Linked DNA regions of Homo sapiens: region 1 is linked to region 2. Evidence: read pairs that join two places in POLR2A ChIA-PET (ENCODE). Cell type or tissue: GM12878. All regions are shown on one strand. Each heading gives the region's core, and the rest is flanking DNA. Links, peaks and the distances in the headings are about the cores only.

What was found. Peaks named below come from ENCODE experiments on the same cell type or tissue, not always from the same donor. Only the 100,000 strongest peaks of a DNase experiment are listed, where the experiment ranks them.
Region 1: POLR2A ChIA-PET joins it to region 2 with 5 read pairs; 3 of 35 experiments call an interaction of 5 or more read pairs at or near these places.

The regions. Positions count from the first base shown.
Region 1 is chr3:141,535,107-141,539,167 of GRCh38, forward strand. All of the region lies in intron 4 of RASA2 (RAS p21 protein activator 2), which reads left to right. Among named protein-coding and RNA genes, the nearest start is that of RASA2-IT1, 12 kb to the left of the region's middle. In GM12878, for the core only: no CTCF peak of the experiment used is centred there; no DNase peak of the experiment used is centred there.
Region 2 is chr3:141,377,459-141,381,519 of GRCh38, forward strand. ZBTB38 (zinc finger and BTB domain containing 38) reads left to right here. Exons shown (of 6, transcript NM_001376113.1): 3 at 3,967-4,029. Among named protein-coding and RNA genes, the nearest start is that of ZBTB38, 11 kb to the left of the region's middle. RefSeq lists enhancers at 1,960-2,109, 2,140-2,229 and a silencer at 2,360-2,409. In GM12878, for the core only: no CTCF peak of the experiment used is centred there; a DNase peak (open chromatin) is centred at 2,223; H3K4me3 peaks cover 1,083 bases; H3K27ac peaks cover 2,500 bases.

The DNA of each region.
Region 1 (4,061 bases), core at 883-3,382, 160 kb after region 2:
CCTCATTTTTCCGACATCATATGCTCACCTCATTTCTCTATGACAGCCTTTTTTAGCAATAACATATTTTTAAATTAAAATATGTATATTGTTATTTAAGACATATTGCACACTTAATAGACTGCAATATAGTATAAATGTAACTTATATACACTAGAAAACCAAAAAATTTTTGTGACTTTCTGTTTAGATATTTGCTTTATTGAAGTGGTCTGGACCCTTAGACAGTATTTCCAAGGTATGCCTGTAAAAACATTTTTTACCAGTTGAAACATACTGAGTTATTTTATATGGAAATGGTTGTTAAAATTTAGTGTTTTGTGATAAAAACAAAATAAAGTTTAGACTTGAGAGGATTTTAAGTGCATGTATTATGTTTTGCTCAAATACCTCTATATTAGTCCATTTTTGTGTTGCTATAAAGGAACATCTAAGGCTGAGTAATTTATAAAGGAAAGAGGTTTATTTTGGCTTACAGTTCTTCTGCAGGCTGTACAGGAAGTATGGTGCTGGCATCTGCTTCTGGTGAGTGCTTCAGGAAGCTTACAATCATGGTGGAAGGTAAACGGGGAGCAGGCATATTACATGATGAGAGAGGGAGCAAGAGACAGAAGGCAGAAGTCCCAGACTCTTAAACAACTAGATCTCACATGAACTAACTAAGCAAGACGCACTTATCACCAAGGGGGTGGCACTCAGCCATTCATGAGGGATCTACCCCCATGATCTGACACCTCCCACTAGGCCCCACCTCCAACACTGGGGATCACATTTCATCATGAGATTTGGAGGGACAAACATTCAAGCCATATCAACCTCTGTTCATCTTATTTTCCCAAACTGTATGCAGAAATTTACACAGTATCTTCTATATGGTACCAAGAATATATGTAATACACAATTGAAATAATCACAGATATTTTTGTGTGAAATTTTTGTAAAATTAATTGAAATAAAGTTAGCGTATAAAATACTAAATCTTCAAATAGTACCTGTATTAGCCCATTTTCACGCTGCTGATAAAGACATATCCAAGACTGGAAAGAAAAAGAGGTTTAATTGGACTTATAGTTCCACATGACTGGGGAGGCGTCAGAATCATGGCAGGAGGTGAAAGGCACTTCTTACATGGCAGTGGCAAAAGAAAATGAGAGAGAAGCAAAAGCGGAAACCCCTGATAAACCCATCAGATCTTGTGAGACTTATTCACTATTACGAGAATAGCACAGGAAAGACTGGCCCCCATGATTCAATGACCTCCCCCCGGGTTCCTCCCACAACACATGGGAATTCTGGGAGATACAATTCAAGTTGACATTTGGTGGGGACACAGCCAAACCATATCAGTACGAGAGTAGTGTAAGTTCCTCAGAATGCCCCTTAATATAAGATAATGTGATATTATAACTGCATGTATCAGCCTAACATAGTCAGTGCTATGGAAGTCATATAGAGCAATACCTTCCAAGAATTTGGTTTATTTTTTATTAAAGACGTATAATACAGTGCAAGGTATCTGATCTTCCAACATTTTCTGACATACATGAAAAGTATACTGTCATTGAGCTTCCTTTAGGAGATTGAATAATAAGAATGCAGTTGTAGACCAAATCACATTACATGTTTATTATCAAACATAGTACCTTGTTAGATTCTTTTTTTTTTTTTTTTTTGAGATGGAGTTCTGCTGGAGTGCAATGGTGTGATCTCAGTTCACCACAACCTCTGCCTCCTGGGTTCAAGTGATTCTCCTGCCTCAGCCTCCCGAATAGCTGGGATTACAGGCATGCGCTGCCACACCCGGCTAATTTTGTATTTTTAGTAGAGACGGGGTTTCTCCGTGTTGGTCAGGCTGGTCTCAAACTGCTGACCTCAGGTGATCTGCCTGCCTTGGCCTCCCAAAGTGCTGGGATTACAGGCATGAGCCACTGCGCCCAGCCTCCTTGTTGGATTCTTAATGTTACTTCTTCGTAGGTTCTTTATTTTTCTTATTTGTCCCTAGGAGTTCTTGAATCTGTGGCTTGTCTTCTATCAGTTTTGGAAAATTCCAGGCAATTATCTTATCTCCTTTTTTTTTCTGCCCTGTTCTTTTTTTCTCTTCTCTGCTGTGACTCCAGTTACATGAATAATAGGCCATTTCACCATGTCTCATATGTCTCCTATGCTTTTTCCCTCTCTGTGCTTCATTGTGGATATTTTCTACTGACCTGTCTCCCATTTCACCAGTCCTCTTTTCAGCTGTGGCTACTCTGCTACTAAATACATTTTCATTTTGGTTTATTGCTTAGTTCTAACTTTTTTATTTCATTCATTTTATAGTTTCCAGGTATCTGCTGGATTTTTCATTTTGTTTTATGTCTTTTAAAAAATAGCTATTTTAGGCTGGATGCAGTGGCTCACACCTGTAATCCCAGCACTTTGGGAGGCCAAGGCGGGAAAATTACTTGAGGTCAGAAGTTCAAGACCAGCCTGGCCAACATGGTGAAACCGTGTCTCTACTAAAAATACAAAAATTAGCCGGGCGTGGTGGCACATGCCTGTAGTCCCAGCTACTCGGGAGGCTGAGGCAGGAGAATCGCTTGAACCCGGGAGGCAGAGGTTGCAGTGAGCTGAGATCACGCCACTGCACTCTGGCCTGCGTGACAGAGCTAGACTCTGTCTCAAAGAAAAAAAAAGCAATTTTAAATTCTGTCAATTCCAATATCTGCGTCTCTTGTAAGTCCACTGCTTTCCTCATTTTTTCTCTTGGTTTTTGATCTTCTGGCATATTCTGTAATTTTTAATGGAATGCTGGAGAATAAAATATAAAATATATTGGAGATAATTTGAGGGCCTGAATGGTATATTTCCTCTAGAGAAGAAGTATGATTCCCTGCCAGCAACTGCTGTTTCTATCTTGTTGGCCAGAACTACATCATATGGCTATCCCTGATCTCAAGGGAGGCTACAGAATGTCAGTTTGCTGGGCTCATAACTGCCCCATCAAAAAACAAAACACACACACACACACACACACACACACACAAACTTGTTTTGCTGCAATTCAAATCTATTAAATGATTACAGATATAAGTAAAACTGAACTTTTGTGTGAAAAGAGACTAAAAAGTATTCTAAAATGTTCACTGATTTGAGTTTCTAAAACTGAAAAGCAGTTTTAAATAATTTAAAACTTTATTTTTCTTTACTAAGAACAACACAGTAGTAGTAAAAACTTTGAAAATTAAATTGGTAGTATATACTTTTAAAATCTGAAAATTAAATTGGTAGTATGAACTTTTAAAATCTAGAGCAAAAAAGCAAAGAAAATCTTCTGAAATTTCACCAACCAAAGGTATCTTCTATCAACATTTTGGTAGATGATCTTGTAATTTTATACATATATGTTTTTTATTTTTATAAGTTAACATTATAGTATGTACCCTATTTTGTGATTTATTTCTTTTGCTAAGGATAGTATGTATTTCCTTGTTAAAGTATATAATGAGTTAGTGTTTTACAGTTTAGAAATTATAATTTCCTTAATTTAACTCATAATGCCTTTTAATTTAGTGTTCCACCCTAACAGTATGTGTTTTGTGTCTGCCTGTTCTGTCCTCACACTTTTCTTGACCTGGTTAATATATAATTGTGTTATTGTTGATTAATACCTAAGGAATGTTTTATTTACCAGTCAGTGGGAGTAATGAACATATTAGGTAGGCTCTGACTCAATAATAATGATTTCTGGCAGAATCTCATTAAATATCCTTTTGACTTGCTATAATACTATGATTTTAGTTGTAAACAAAATGATTATCTTTTTCTACTCTATTGTCATAGTTTTTATTTCTTAGAACTGGAATAGATCCCAGACATTTCCTGAGAGACAGTTGTGTTAGCATACGATTTCTGTAATAAAATGTATATATGTTAAAATTGTAAAACTGCAAATTTTTGTGCCGTTGGCTTGGCTCCCTTGCTAGCCAAGTAATACATACATGCTGTCACAACAGAAAATATGATTTCAAAATTCTAGTTGAGTAATATTACAAATTACAGATCATGGACCTTCAAGATCA
Region 2 (4,061 bases), core at 955-3,454:
TGGCAAACATGTGGGGACACTGGATCTCTCCTACATTGCCTGTAGGAATGTAAAATGGTACAGCCACTCTAGGAAACTGTTTGGCAGTTTCTTATAAAAGTTAAACATATACTTACCACGTGATCCAGCAATCCTACTCATGGGTATTTACACAAGAGAAATGAAAACTTATGTTCACGCAATAAACTTTACATGAACATTTATAGCAGCTTTATTTGTAATACCTAAAAACTGGAAAATAGCCAAATGTTTTTCAGCAAGTTAGTGGGTAACACACTGGTACATCCACACCTTGAAATACTATTCAGCAATAAAAAGGCATGTGCTCTTTACATACAATTCAAATGGATCACAAGGGCATTATGCTGAAAGCCAATCTCAAAGAGTTATATGCTACATGATTCCATTTAGAGAACGTTCTTGGACTGACAAAATCACAGTGATAGGCCATGCACGGTGGCTCATGCTTGTAATCCCAGCACTTTGGGAGGCTGAGGCAGGAGTGCCCAGGAGTTCGAGACCAGCCAGGGTAACACAGGGAGACCCGCATCTCTACAAAAATTTACAAAACTAGCGGGATATGTGGGCGTGCACCTGTGGTCTCAGCTACTTGAGAGGCTGAGATGGGAAGACTGCTTGAGCCCAGGAGTTTGAGGCTGCAGTAAGCCATGATTTTGCCATTGCACCCCCAGCCTGGGTGACAGAGCGAGACCCTGTCTCAACAAGCAAAAAAAAAAAAAAATTACAGTGATAGAGAACAGATCAGTGGTTGTCAGGATGGGTGTGATTATCAGAGGAGGAGCACAGGGAACTGTGGTGGTGACTATTCTCTATTCTGATGGTGATGGTCATCACTCCAGCCTGCACATGTGATACGTTGCATAGAACTGTAGACATACAGGTACACACACACACACACAGAGTGCATGTAAAAACTGGTAAAATCACATAAGACTGTATCTGCGTTTATTTGAACTATACCAGCATCTGTTTCTTGGTTTAGCCCAAGTACTACAGCGATGTAAGACAACACTGGGGGAAGGTGGAGAAAGTAGACACTGTATAACTTCTTGTACGTCTTATGCTATTTCACAAAAAAGGTATTAAAACTTTTTAAAAGTTGTTAAAACTATGTTTAAAACAGGGTTCTCCCACCTTGAGGAGGGGGATTTATCCCCTGGCTTCCCCTTTATGAGCAACTCCTACTATTTATTTTGCCGCCTTCTAACTTGTGGTTTGAAGTCTACAATGTCCTGCTGGCTTTGGCCGCACCCTCTGCTTCTCAGAGACTGACAGCCCATCTCGGATGGAATCAAAGCTCAAGTATGCCAGCAATGAATGTGAATGTGCCCCATTTACCCCTCCCTGAGACCATAACTTCAAAGCTAGGTAGATTCAGATCTAAGAAATGGTCTCATGGTGAAAATCAAGGACAAATCATCCTTCTCGCCCCTGTGCAGTAATTTCTTTTCTGGAATGGCTCTTTGCTCTGCTCTTCATACAGATTACACTCTTCACCTTCACCAAATGGGCCCTCCTTTAATGGAAGGAGATTAACCCTTCTTTGCCCCCTTTCAATCTCATTCAGCTGAGGGCTTTCTTTTAACAGCGCTGCTGTCTCTGGGCCTTGTGCCACAGCTGAATGCTACAGAGTGAGATGGCTGCCTTCTCTTTGAAGCATTTACGTCCCTGTCAAATACCTTTTTGCCAGACTTGGCCCTGGAAAGACAGTTTTGAAATTAAATTTATTGTGAGCTGCCTGGGTTGGCAGTATGGAATTGCACAAGGCCATGGGCATTTAGGTCAAGAGGGACTTGCTGCACTCACCACCTTGGGAGCCCTATCTTAATGAAACTCGAGCTGTATTTACTCCCAGGTTCTGCAGAGGAGTCCCCAGCATCACCTAAGATGGAGGCTGAGCATATGGGCTGAAGTCTATGCGGCATCCTGTCCGGATGTGACAATACACTCACAATCCACTGCTACCCCAGGACTGGCCTCAGCCTCCAGCTTCCAACTGTGCCTTAGTTATTAGAGGGACTCAACTCAAGAGACCATGATGAGAGGGACAGCGGTGCTCATTTCTCGGGCCTGGCTGTGAGTTGGCAACCAGGATCGTGTGCTAGAAAGGTGACAATTTTAATCGCTGACTTTCCGTAGTCGTTGGTGAATCTCGTAGTTTTGCACCTTTTAGTTTCAAAACCATACTGAACAACGGAAAATGAAACCTGCAGCTTATTTTTAGCCGTTCATGCTAAATCATGAGATTTTTCTTTGCAAACCAAAGAGGATAAAGGCTACTTCAGCAGGCTAAACTTAGTCAATTGACTTAATATAGCAATCAAGTCTGGTTCTCTGACAAGTCTCAAGTGACATTGAGAAGTTTCAGGTGATATTTTGGCCAACATTGACTATTTTGCTTAAAATTATATTTAGTTGAGTTTTGTTTTTAGTTAAACAAATGTAGTATGATATTTTCATCTGAGAGGAATTGGAAAACATATTATAAACCCTCCATTCTGTCATTTAGTCATTAATTCAATTAACCTATAACTATTTTTAAGTATCTGACAGCTTAGAATTTTTTTTAATTGAGTCAGTGTGTTGAATTACAAAGAGCAGAATGCTAGAAATTAAGGAATATGGCTTCTATGCTCATTGATGAGGCATTTATGTAAATATGACACTTACTCTCTTTGAACCTAATTTTCTTCTCCCTCAAAGAAATGGTTTAGATGGCATTTTCTAAAGCGTCTTCCTTGTCCTTTAATTCTGTGAAACACGCTCTGCCACTGAGGGCCTGAGGAAATGTTGAGGTATTCTTTGGGGGCTGTGGCAGTGTTGTCAGGCCACTCTTATTTCTGTCTCCTCTTTCCCTGTTCTAGGAGAGACAGGTTTACACAAAGCACTGTGGTCTGCTTGCCAGACAACTTGTGGCTCCCCTTGGTAAACAAGTGATTAAGTGCTTGAAAGATTTTCATAGAGATTTTCAGCCCCCAAGCCCATTCCTTAACTCCTGAAGCAAGTACTTTAACTTTAGGAAGTGGCTTCATGATACAAAGCTGAGGATCCCACTGGTAGTGGTAGAGAAAGGACTCCGGAGTTTGATGTTGGTGAGTCCAAAACATCCTCAGTGAGCCTCTCCATGGTGTTAGGAAATGCTCTAGTGCCCTGGAAGATACAAAGATCTTGCAGGAAGCAAGCCAGAGACGTGGGCTTAGGTAGATAATTCAATACAACCAAAATGCATTGTGTTTTTTTCTTTAGTCGAAAGGAGTTAAAGACTCACTGAGGTTTGTTAAGCTTCTCTGACTGAGAAGAGGTGCATTGTTGTGGCCCTTTCTGAGCTGCAATGTCATGTATCTGAGAGAAGAGAAAGCAAGTAAATTTATTCCCAGGTTTAAGTCTTGAAATATTTGTTGCCCAGGGTGTGAAGAAAGATATAAAGAGAAGATTATGCTCTCACATGAGGTGGATTTTTATGGATCTGTAAGAATTCTTACTTTTTTACCTTCATTTATATCCCCACCTTCCCTTTTCAGCCTAGTTGCCAGTCTCTCCAAAAAGATGAAACTCTACTTCCTTGCTGAATGTGTTTTGCCAATTCAGAATCTAGAAGGCCCTGTTGTTTCACTTGCTCTCCATCTGGTGCGTGACAAGCAGTCATGGCAGAAAATGAGCATGTGATTGGGTAGTAGGAATGGGCACTCAAGGTCATTACTCATGCCATGTTTCAAATGCACTGATGCACTGAGAAATGAAAGCAGCAACTATTCAGTTGCTAAAGCCGAGGTAGTGATTTCCATAATGGTGGTGACACCTGTTGAGGATGCTCCCACCAGAGGATTTGAGTTGGGTTAGGATGGGTTGAGATGTTGTCTACCACAGTCTGCCTTGCAGCCTATGTCATTTGCCACTTTTCCTTTGTTAAAAAACACATGGTTTACAGTTCCCTTTTCCTTCCAGCTCTTTCCTGGAGAGTAACCCCAGTTTGGTCCACAAGGCTTGCTGCCCAATCTTTGCCAACAGGTATGTACTCCTTTCTCATGTCCTACACAGAT